Linked DNA regions of Homo sapiens: all the other regions are linked to region 4. A link is a contact called in ENCODE Hi-C or POLR2A ChIA-PET data. All regions are on one chromosome and are shown on one strand. Each heading gives the region's core, a stretch centred on a gene start or an enhancer-like site at or near the end of the contact. The rest is flanking DNA. Distances are from core to core; before and after follow the strand shown. Region 1 holds the start of MYADM-AS1 (MYADM antisense RNA 1). Region 2 holds the start of ZNF610 (zinc finger protein 610). Region 3 holds the start of ZNF880 (zinc finger protein 880). Region 4 holds the start of ZNF160 (zinc finger protein 160).

Region 1 (2,700 bases), core at 113-2,612, 770 kb before region 4:
TTCAGACCCACGAGTCCAGACCCCAGCCCCTCCTCCCTCAGACCCAGGAGCCCAGGCCCCCAGCCCCTCCTCCCTCAGACCCAGGAGCCCAGGCCCCCAGCCCCTCCTCCCTCGGACCCAGGAGTCCAGACCCCAGCCCCTCCTCCCTCGGACCCCGGAGTCCAGGCCCCCAGCCCCTCCTCCCTCGGACCCCGGAGTCCAGGCCCCCAGCCCCTCCTCCCTCGGACCCAGGAGTCCAGACCCCAGCCCCTCCTCCCTCGGACCCAGGAGTCCAGACCCCAGCCCCTCCTCCCTCGGACCCAGGAGCCCAGGCCCCCAGCCCCTCCTTCCTCGGACCCAGGAGTCCAGACCCCAGCCCCTCCTTCCTCGGACCCAGGAGTCCAGACCCCAGCCCCTCCTCCCTCGGACCCCGGAGTCCAGACCCCCAGCCCCTCCTCCCTCGGACCCAGGAGCCCAGGCCCCCAGCCCCTCCTCCCTCGGACCCAGGAGCCCAGGCCCCCAGGCCCCCAGCCCCTCCTCCCTCGGACCGAGGAGCCCAGGCCCCCAGCCCCTCCTCCCTCGGACCCCGGAGTCCAGGCCCCCAGCCCCTCCTCCCTCGGACCCCGGAGTCCAGGCCCGCTGCCTACTCACCAGCGGTCTTAGCAGAGGAATCCACGGAGAAAGATCTGGTGGTGGAGACGGATTAAGCCACACTTGGAACAGGCTGTAAGAGCACCTGAGGGGGAGGTAGGCCGTTAGCGTCCGTTTGGACAGGCTCCTCCCTCTAGGGATCGAACGCCCTGCGGAGACAGGAACGTGGCGTGGAACCCAGCAGGGCCCTGGCGGTGACCCCGGGTAAGCCCCGCCCCCTCCCCTCCCCGTTCAGTTAACTGTTTGGGCTGCGGCGGACGGAACCCAGCGAAAGTGCACGCCCCGCGGGCCGGCGTGGGCGCGTGTGTGATCTTAACCCCGCGGGGGCGGGGGTGCGGGCGGCAGTGGCGGGAGAACCCTGGGCGGCGGCTGTGGAGGCGGGCGGCCCAGCCAGAGCCGGTGTCTCCGCGCCTTATAAGGGCTTCGAGTCGGCCCAGGCATCTGGAATGTGTCAGGGACCAGGAGGCGGTGCCCGGACCCCCGCCCGCCTCCGGGGCTGCCCGCCCTCTCCCGGATTTCCGGGGGGTGGGGACCCCGACTCTCAGGGTTGGAGGCCTGCATTTCTGGATCCCTATAAACATGGGCTGAGAGCCCCCCCAAGAGCATCTCTAAGACCGGAGTGGGCAGGGACCCGGGCCTCTGAGGGGCTCAGGCTCCAGGCCGGAAACTGCACGCGGTGCTGGCGTCAGGCCCGAGGCCCAGCTACGCCTCCCACGGCCTCCCTAATCGCCATTCGGGGCTTGCGGGAGCACCTGGGAGGCTCCACCCGGAGCCAGACACTGCCTGCCCCCACGCCCCTCCAGGACCCTCGAAGGAGAAGGAAATCGGGACTGGCCCAGCGTCCCGTGCTCTAGAAGGCGGGCTACTGCCCCGTCCCAAGCAGGGGAGGAGGACGAGCGAGGGCGTCACTCATTCTGTCCCCCGCGGAAGGTGGGCTAGCCGCGGAGGGGGGCGCGCAGGGGAGGGGGGCGCGCCGAGGGGAGGGGAGGGGAGGGGTCCACCCCGCCCTTAGGGCCTCCAGCCATCGCCCGAGATCAGAGCTCAGGAATGCGCAGCCAGACCCTGGAGGGTGAGGAAACACCCCTCCGGGATTCCTCGCAGCGCACCCGACTCTCCGGGCCACACCCAGCCCCTCAGTGTCCTCCCTCGTCCACTCCAGACGCCACACCCATCGCTCACGCTGAGAATCGGGCCCCGGAACCCCAGCTTCGGCTCTCGGCACCCAGAGGTGCGGGACGCAGCCCTGTCTTCTCCTCCTTTCCCAGCTCCTTCTGCACTTCGGAAGCACGGGGCTGGATCTTAACACCCCCCTCCCTCGGCCTTTCAGGAGCCCAAAGTTCCGATTCTGTCTGTCCCCTGGATGGGGAGGGGTCAGTAATTCTGAATTCCTTCCATTCTCATTCCCAAACCCAGGACACCTAACCCTAAGCGCTTCCCCTCCTAAAGGACCTCCACGTACCAGATTCCAGCCTCCAACTAGGGCACCTACGAGTCCCCATCTCTCTACTCCCGCAGACCCAGCCCCTCCTCCCTCAGACTCAGGAGTCCAGGCCCAGCTCCTCCTCCCTCAGACCCAGGAGTCCAGGCCCTCAGCCCCTCCTCCCTCGGACCCAGGAGTCCAGACCCCCCAGCCCCTCCTGCCTCGGACCCGGGAGTCCAGACCCCCAGCCCCTCCTCCCTCAGACCCCGGAGTCCAGGTCCCCTTCCCCACTCTTCCAGACGTATGACCTCCACAGTCCAGGTCCTCAGCCCTCTCCTCTGCAGAACCCCAAGAATCCTGGCCCAGCCCCAGTCTTTCTAGGGACCCAGACATTCTGAGACCCAGCCCATTCCTCTCTCTGGCCATAAAGACCCTAGACTGTTGCTTATGCCCTCTGGGGTCCCCACAACCTCACCTCAGGCAGCCAGTGGCGACTGCGGCTGAAGCAAAGACGACAGCGGCAGCTGGAAGGGTCTGAGGGCTGGGTGGGGTTGGAGGGCTGGGGAGCCAGCGCGGGCGGGACGGGGGCGGGGCCGGGGCGGGGCGCAGCTCCGGCTAGGGCGGTGGACAGGGACTTCCCCGAGTCTGGG
Region 2 (2,700 bases), core at 93-2,592, 770 kb after region 4:
TCACTTCATTTTTCCCATAAGAATTGGCTTATTTTTCTGCCCCTCTCCTCTCCTGCTGTTTCTCCCCCTCTTCCCTCTATTCCTTCTCTTCCATTTGTTCTGCTCCATTCTGGCAATTTGTTTTACCCCTTGTTCCTCTTTGTGTCCAATTTTTGATTGTCCCCAATTTCCATTCTGCCTGTTTCTTGCCCTCCCTATCTCTGCTTCCTCTCTGTTCTCCCTGTTAAATTTCCTCTTCCCTGCTACACTCTCTTGTCCCCACTCTCTGGCCCCCCCGGATCCCAGGCCTCCCCATGCTGTGGTTCTCCCTCTGCTCTCCTTGTCATCAGCTGCCCCCTCTTGCTGTCCCAGCACCATGCTGCTCTGTCTGCCCTGGCTCCAAATCCCTCCTCCTCTCCCCTACTCTGTCTGAGGAGCCTCCCCCTTTCTGCCCCTCTCCCAATCTTGCTTCATCTTCATCTCTCTGGAGACCCAGCTTTTCTCTACATTTCTCCAGTTACTTTTCTCCCCCTGCTACATTCTCGGCTTCATTCACTGTCTCTGTAAATCTCTCAGCTACTCTCTGCCGTCTGCTTATGGATCTCCCTCATGCTTCTTTTTCAAAATTTTTCTATTTCCTGCCACTCTTTCACCATCTTTCCCCACACATCCATAGGCAGGGGAGTACAATAAGGTGCCCACCTCCGCCAAGAGCACATTTTTAGTGGGATGGAATTTGGGACGAAGAATCCTGAATGTCCTAAGACAGAAGAAGTCACGTCCCCACACCCGGGGGTCGGGAGTAGCGATGGCTGCGAAGGGGAGGCCTGGGGAGTAGGAAGGCCCGGATCAAGGAGGAAAAGGGTGGGGCTGAATTATTAGAAGTGTGGGGTCTCAAGGGTCCCAGGACCCAGTACAGGACGCGGCCTCCCCCGCCGGGACTGGGGCTGCGGCGCTGCGCTTCAGGGGCCGGGGGCGAGGTTGGGAGGCTCCCCGGGCGGGAATCCACCTTGCGGTAAGGACTTTTAAAAGCGCGGGGCAGGACGTTGGGTCAGTAAAGAGTTTTAAGCGGAAAGGAGTCTCGAAAATCCGTGTTTACCTGGCCCAAGGCAGAACGAGCGGGGACAGGACCCGTCGCCGAGCGATTTTAACACACAGGGAAGCGAGCGCCGGACTCTCACGGAGACGCCTGAATTTACACGGGGTGGAGGGAGCGGTGCGGGGATTTCAAGGTCTGTGTTGACTCTCAGATCCCGGGTACAGAAGCGCGGGGGAGCTGGGAAGCCCAGATTGAATCTAAACAAAGGGAAACTGACGCGCTGCGGTGTGACCTTCTACCCACGCGATCCGCTTCCGGGTCTGCAAAAAACTGCGCGCGCGCAGCATAGAGAGCGGACCGGGACGGGACGGGGCGGGGCTTCCCTAGGCCACGCCTCCAGTGCCTCTGTTTTCCGGGTTTTGCTGGCAGTGAGGCTGGAGCAGCTCAGCCCTCTGCAAACTGGGATCCTGCCGGAGCAAAGCAACGTCAGTTGAGGATTAGATCCAGGAAATTTCCTGCTATTAAAATCAATTTTAAGCCGGCCGTGGTGGCAGGCACCTGTAGTCCCAGCGACTAGAGAGGCTGAGGCTGGAGGATCGCTTCAGCCCAGGAGTTCGAGTCTACACTGAGCTATCATGGCCACTGCACTCCAGCCTGGGCGTAGTGTAGACCCAGTGCTATACTCAGTGTAGACTCTGTCCTAAAATAAATAAGTAAATAAAAACTAATTTTAACAATTTAATTTAAAAGGCCTGGAATTCTGTGTGAAGGCGATGCAAGTTAAAATGTGAAATGCAAAGCCCTGCCTGGGTAGCATGTGCAATTTCATGCTGACGGCCCACAGAACATAATAGAAATCTTCTCCCTTTCCATCATCATCTCTGATCTCCAGCACGGGAGAAAGATGTAGGCTGGGAGGTTAAGCCCGTCTAGTGTTTTCACGTTCTTCTGCCTGCTTTTATTCTGACTGTGCTGGCAGCTGATTAGATTGTGCCCACCCAAATTGAGGTGGGTCTGCCTTTCCCAGTCCACTGAGTCATCTCTAGAGTGCTCATCTCTAGAGAGTTTCCGAGGGACAACGCCAAGCGCGTTGGAGGGTTAAGGCCAACCTGGGAATCCGTATTTACCTGGCCCAAGGCAGAACGAACGGGGCATCTCCGTGAGAGTCTGGCGGTCGCTTCCCTGTGTGTTAAAAACGCTACAGGCACATGCCACCATACCCATCGTTCGGCGATGGGTCCTGTCCCCGGAGGGATGTTAGGCCACCACCAACTGCTTTTTTTTCTTGAGACGGAGTCTCGCTCTGTCACCCAGGCTCACTGCAAGCTCCGCCTCCTGGGTTCACGCCATTCTCCTGCCTCAGCCTCCTGAGTAGCTGGGACCACAGGCACCCACCACCACGCCCGCCTAATTTTTTGTATTTTTAGTAGAGATGGGGTTTCACCGTGTTAGCCAGGATGGTCTCGATCTCCTGACCTCGTGATCCACACCCCCCCCCCACGCCCCGGCCCCCAAAGTGCTGGGATTACAGGGGTGAGCCACTGCACCCGGCCCAACTGTTGCTTTTAAAAAAACCAATAACTTTAAAAAATAGATGTAAATTACATTGTGTGTGTGTGTGTGTGTGTGTTTGTTTTTGAGACAGAGTCTTGCTCTGTCACCCAGGCTGGAGTGCAGTGACA
Region 3 (2,700 bases), core at 114-2,613, 730 kb after region 4:
TAAAATAAGTTCCGGGATTAAAATCAAGAAACTGTCGCACATGTATCCCCATAACAGGTTACTATCCTTACAGCCATAGACTCACTATCATAACAGTGTAGAACAATTTTAAGGTCATGAAAATATATAAGATGTAATTTCAACTGTTAAAAGATATAAGACGTATATAAACTGATGATGCGCCTTTGATAAAAACAATAGACTTGCTCATCTGTGCACTCATCCACACACATCACATGTACACACTTATTCATATACATATATACATTCACACACATATACTCTAGTAAACATATATGTGACAACTGAAAGAGTTGTCTGTCAATAACCTCTTTTTTAGATATTTGTCTTTGTTCGTTTTTTAATGTGTCCAGGTTGCAGTGCAGTGGCTTATTCATGGCACACTACAGCCTTGAATTCCTGGCCTCAAATGACACCCTCTCCGAGTAACTCGAATGACAAGCGTGCACCACTGTGCCTGGCTGTCGTTGTTTTTGCAAATGTGCATTTCAGCATGTTTGCAACAATAAAAATGTATAAACTGTGCTCAATTCAGTTTATAAACATTATTTCAAACTATTTCAAAAAGTCAGACCATGTAAAAACATAGAAACGAGAATTCCAATCTCTATTAAATACCCGTACTGAAACATATGTTTCAAAAATTGAGATGGGGGTCTCACTATGTTGTCCAGAGTGGTCTCAAACTCCTGTGCTCAAGGAATTCTCCAGCCTGGGCCTCCGGAGAAGATGGAATTCCAGCCCCGGCCCATAAATATTAGGTTGGTGCAAAAGTGATCGCGGTTTGCCATTACTTTTGCACTAACCTAATTTTGTCCACTAAATATTTATTTAGGTGTTAGCAAAAGCCCAATGGAGGCTGAAACATCACAATCAGCAGTAAACATCAGATCGATTTCCTCTCATTTAAGGCACAGAAAAGGGGGCAGGCCTGTGAAAAGAGGGCGAGGCTTGGGGGACCGGAAAGACGTGGATCCATCTCGCGGGTGAGAACTTTACGCAGCGCGGGCCGTGTCTAGGGGTCACTGAAGGATTTGAAGCAGGCAAACTCCGCGACAGGAGCTGTCTACATGGCCCTGTGGTGAAAGACCGGGGACAGGACCAGCCTCCGAGCGATTTTAACACTCAGGGAAGCGACCGCCAGACTCTCATTAGAACGTCTGAGTTTAGTCGGGGTGGAGGGAGCGATGCGGGGATTTCAAGGTCTGTGTGACCCCTGAGATGCCGGGTACAGAAGCGCGAGGGGACTCAGCATCCCAGATTTAATCTAAACAAAGGGAAACTCACACGCCGCAGCATGACCGTCACTCCACGTAATCTGCTTCCGGGTCTCCAGGAAACTGCGCGCGCAGCTGAGAGGCGAGGCGAGGCCAGGCCCGGGTGGGATTGGGCGGAGCCTGCGCTTCCCTCCGCCTCGCTCCCAGCTCGTCTCGTTTTGGAGGCTAGACCTGCCGTGGAGACTGGAAGAACTCAGCTATCTGGAAATAGATTGTGTCCCGGCAGAGGGAAAGTTTGTTGATGATTAGATCCAGGAAAATTCCTGCTATTAAAATTAATTTTAAATCGGCTGTAGGGGCGCTCGCATGTGGTCCTAGCTACCCGGATGCTGAGGTGGGAGGATCGCTTGAGCCCATGAGGTGGAGGCTGCAGTGAGCCGAGGTCGTGCGCTGCACTCCCGCCTGGGCATGAGAGAGAAACCTTGCGCCTAATAAATACATAATCATAAATAACAAATTGGAAATAAATAATTAAAATAAATAAATATAAATGAATAATAAACACTAGTTTCCGGAATTTTAAAGTCCTTGAATTGTTTATGAAGGGGATGCAAATTAAAATATGAAATGCAAAACCCTGCCAGGGCGGAATGTGCAATTTCCTTTTTTTTTTTTTTTTTTTTTTGGAGACAGAGTTTCGTTCTTTTGCCCAGGCTGGAGTGAAGTGGCGCGATCTCGGCTCACTGCAACCTCCGCCGCCTGGGTTCAAGCGATTCTCCTGCCTCAGTCTCCCGAGTAGCTGGGATTACAGGCGCCCACCACCACACCGGGCTACTTTTTTGTACTTTTAATAGAGACAGGGTTTCTCCATGTTGGCCAGGCTGGTCTTGAACTCCTGACCTCGTGATCCGCCTGCCTTGGCCTCCCAAAATGTTGGGATTACAGGCGTGAGCCACCGCACCCGGCCAAGTTTTTTTTTTTTTTTCATATTTATATTAATCCTAGTGTATACCTGCCATTGTCTTATGGACATACTCAGGTCACAACTTTTTTTTTTTTTTTTTTTTTTTTTTTGAGATGGTCTCCCTCTGTCTTTCAGGCTGAAGTGCAGACAGCTCACTGACTGCAGCCTCGACCTCCTGGCATCAAGTGATCCTCCCATCTCAGCCTCCCAAGTAGCTGGGACTACAGGCACACGCCACAATGCCCAGTCCCATGTCACAAAATTTTGTCTCCAAACAGCACTCATTTATTTGTCCCCTAAAGTTTTCACCAGAGCAAAACAGGGAAGAAATGTATTAAACATAGAATTTGGAGGCAATGTAGGAAAAAAATGTAAAAATATATATACATACAAAAAATATAAAAATATACATGCTAGGTGTGAATTGTAACTAAGTTTCCAGTATGGGTAGTGGGTATCCCCGCCCCAGCCCTACCCTTTAGCAATCATGACACCCCA
Region 4 (2,700 bases), core at 194-2,693:
CCACTGCACTCCAGCCTGGGTGACAGAGCAAGACTCTCTCCAAGAAATATGTAACATTTTTAACATAACATAACATAACATAACAAACTTTCCCTGAATAACTGTAGTCATGCCAAGTGCTCATCCACAGCCTCATAACTTGTGCTTGTGCTTTCTAGCCTTGTTTACTCCTCCATATATGAAAAAAAGAAAAAAAAGCTTTTTAGTTTGTGTCTCTTGGACATTTTCAGATCTTGTGATTGGAACATTCTCTCTATTGCAATAGTCCTTTTGAATAAAATCTTCCTTCTCTAAGTCTGAATTTGTCATTTACAGTGGTAAATATCTTAATTGTTCTGAGATAAATTATGTATATTATCTTTTTGTGGCAAAGGACTTAATATATATTCAGTAGGTGAAAGTAGTTCCTGGGGCCAGGTATGGTGGCTCACGCCTGTAATCCCAGCACTTTGGGAGGCTGAGGCGGGTGGATCACTTGAGGTCAGGAATTCGAGACCAGCCTAGGCAACATGGTGAAACTTCATCTCCGCTAAAGAACGTGGTGGCGGGCGCCTGTAATCCTAGCTACTCGGGAGGCTGAGGCAGGAGCATTGCTTGAACCCGGGAGGCCGAGGTTGCAGTGAGCAGAGATCATGCCACTGCACCCCAGCCTGGACGACAGAGCGTGACTCCGGCTCAAAAAAAAAAAAAAAAAGTATAGGCGTTTGAGGTTGTCATCTCGCACGGAATAGAATAGTAAGTATAAAAAAGGACAATGCAATTTATATCTATTTTTTAAAAGTTACTGCTAATTTCAGGGCTTTTAAATTACTTAATTTTAATCGCAGAAACTTTTCCAGCATGCCATCACCGCTCCGTGTCAACCCATGTTCCCAGACTCCTGGGCTGCTTCAGCGTCAATAACATTACTGGGTAAACGCGCTAGCAAAAAATGCTTTCAACATAAACCGCCTCCATTCTAAGAGGAAAGCAGTTTGGTTTCCAAAATAACCTACACAACTGTGCTTTTAACTTGAAACCGTTTGAAACATCTACGCCGTTCCACAAGACACTACAGATGGCTCTGGGCGCTGGGCTGTGGGCATCACACGAAATCGCAGACCCTAACGTGTCCCGTCCAGCCCCGCCTCTCCCCCGGGTCCCTTCCTGGCGGTCCCTCTGCCTCCCTCCCCCGCGGTCCCTTCGCCTTCCTCCCCCGCGGTCCCTTCCCGCGGTTCCTCCCCGCCCTTCCCCGGCGGCTCCTCCCCGGCCCGCCCCCGGGTCCCTCCACTTGGTCACTCCCCACCCCTCCCCGGTGGCTCCTCCCCGTTCCTTCCCTGGGGTCCCTGCCTGGCGGCCCCTGCTTCAGCCCGGCTCTCTCAACGCCCCGCCCTTTTCCGGTTCCGCCCATCTCGGACCCCGCCCCGGGCCGCTCGGTCGCTTTCCTTCGCGCAGTTGCCCACAGACCCGGAAGTGGATCGTGCGGAGCAAGCATCACACCATGGCGTATGAGTGTTCCTCTGTGTAGACTCAACCTGCGCCTCGCCGTCCCCCATTCGCACACCCGATGCCCGGGGGTCGCTACGGACTTAAAATCTCCGCACCGCACCCTCCACCTCAGGTAAATAGGCCTTGCTGTGTGGGCCCGGAGACGCTTCCTTTTGGGTTAAAGTCGCCCTGAGGCTGGTCCCTGCCCCCGGTCTTTCTGCCTTGGGCCAAGTAAACACGGCCTTTCCCGGTTTTTTAAACGTTTAAGCAGGATTTTCCTGCTTAAAATCCTTTACTGACTCCTCCTCCCGCCCCGCATCGCTTAAAGTCCTCACCGCCTGCCCTGGGCGCCTCCCAGCCTCGCTCTCGTCGGCCCCTGGAGCGCAGCGCCGCCGACCCAGTCCCGGGGAGGCCGCGCCTCCGCCTGGTCCTGGGATCCTGCACATCCCACCCCTGTCCTAAGGCGCCGTCGCCCCCCACCTCCCTCCTCCTCGTGCCGGGCCCTGCTGCTCCCCAGGCCTCCCCTTCGCAGTCACCGCTTCCCTTGAGCCCTCGTTGGGGAGGTGCCCGGGGCCCGTCCTGTGACACCCGGTGTTTTTGCCTGCCCAGCTCCACCCCCTGGAAAATGTACTCCTCCAACATGCAGACATCTTACTACAAACCCTCCAGTGAATGTGTGGCCCAAGGGAATCAGGAGAAAGAGAGACAAAGAGCCACTGAGAGGAGATGGAAAAACCAAGAAAGAGAAAAGAAAAATGAGGGAGACCCATAAACAGATGGCAAAGTGGAGGATGGGTGAGAGATTTGCAGCGACAGAGTGAAAGAAGCAGTCAAGAAAGTAGCAGGGGCAGAAAAGCAATTGGCGAAATGTAGAGAAAAGCTCGATGTCCCGAGATGCAGGACAACAAGATAAGGAGAGGGACAGCAAAGAAGGAGCCTCCTCAGACAGAGAGTGGGGGAGAGGAGAAAGGATTTGGCCGAGGGCAGACAGAGCTGCGTGGTGCTGGGACAGCTGGAGGGGACAGCTGGTGACAAGGCGAGCAGAGGGAGCACCACAACACAGGGAGGCCTGGGATCTGGGAGTGCCAGAGAGTGGGGATAAGCGGGTGTAACAGGGAAGAGGGGATTTAACAGGGAGAGCAGAGGAGGCGCGGAGATGGGGTAAGAAAGAGGCAGAAATAGATGGAGATTGGGACGATGAAAAGATTGGAAAGAAAACGCCACAAGAGGTGA

What was found. A loop is a pair of places that touch in the nucleus more often than their neighbours do. ChIA-PET counts read pairs that join two places held with the same protein, here RNA polymerase II (POLR2A). Pooled maps may share reads with other maps.
Region 1: a loop to region 4 is called in a pooled map, with 15 times the contacts of the local background. The contact joins the promoter of MYADM-AS1 here to the promoter of ZNF160 in region 4. A Hi-C loop is called at or near these places in 3 of 37 single-sample maps with no recorded cell type and 12 of 50 pooled maps.
Region 2: a loop to region 4 is called in a map with no recorded cell type, with 19 times the contacts of the local background. The contact joins the promoter of ZNF610 here to the promoter of ZNF160 in region 4. A Hi-C loop is called at or near these places in 2 of 37 single-sample maps with no recorded cell type and 7 of 50 pooled maps. POLR2A ChIA-PET finds 5 or more read pairs at or near these places in 1 of 52 experiments (activated B cell).
Region 3: a pooled map shows a loop between it and region 4 (7-fold over the local background). The contact joins the promoter of ZNF880 here to the promoter of ZNF160 in region 4. A Hi-C loop is called at or near these places in 7 of 50 pooled maps.

What each region holds. Positions count from the first base shown.
Region 1 is chr19:53,867,769-53,870,468 of GRCh38, reverse strand. It overlaps MYADM-AS1 (MYADM antisense RNA 1), which reads left to right and starts at 1,362. Exons shown (of 3, transcript NR_184033.1): 1 at 1,362-1,560. MYADM (myeloid associated differentiation marker) reads right to left here and starts at 2,586. Exons shown (of 3, transcript NM_138373.5): 1 at 2,526-2,586; 2 at 631-715. RefSeq lists enhancers at 1-782, 783-1,696 and a silencer at 971-1,030.
Region 2 is chr19:52,334,885-52,337,584 of GRCh38, reverse strand. It overlaps ZNF610 (zinc finger protein 610), which reads right to left and starts at 1,342. Exons shown (of 6, transcript NM_001161425.2): 1 at 1,079-1,342.
Region 3 is chr19:52,368,586-52,371,285 of GRCh38, reverse strand. It overlaps ZNF880 (zinc finger protein 880), which reads right to left and starts at 1,363. Exons shown (of 4, transcript NM_001145434.2): 1 at 1,309-1,363. The coding sequence starts at 1,320. RefSeq lists enhancers at 922-1,061, 1,262-1,371, 1,382-1,681.
Region 4 is chr19:53,102,165-53,104,864 of GRCh38, reverse strand. It overlaps ZNF160 (zinc finger protein 160), which reads left to right and starts at 1,443. Exons shown (of 6, transcript NM_001322131.2): 1 at 1,443-1,600. RefSeq lists a silencer at 991-1,400.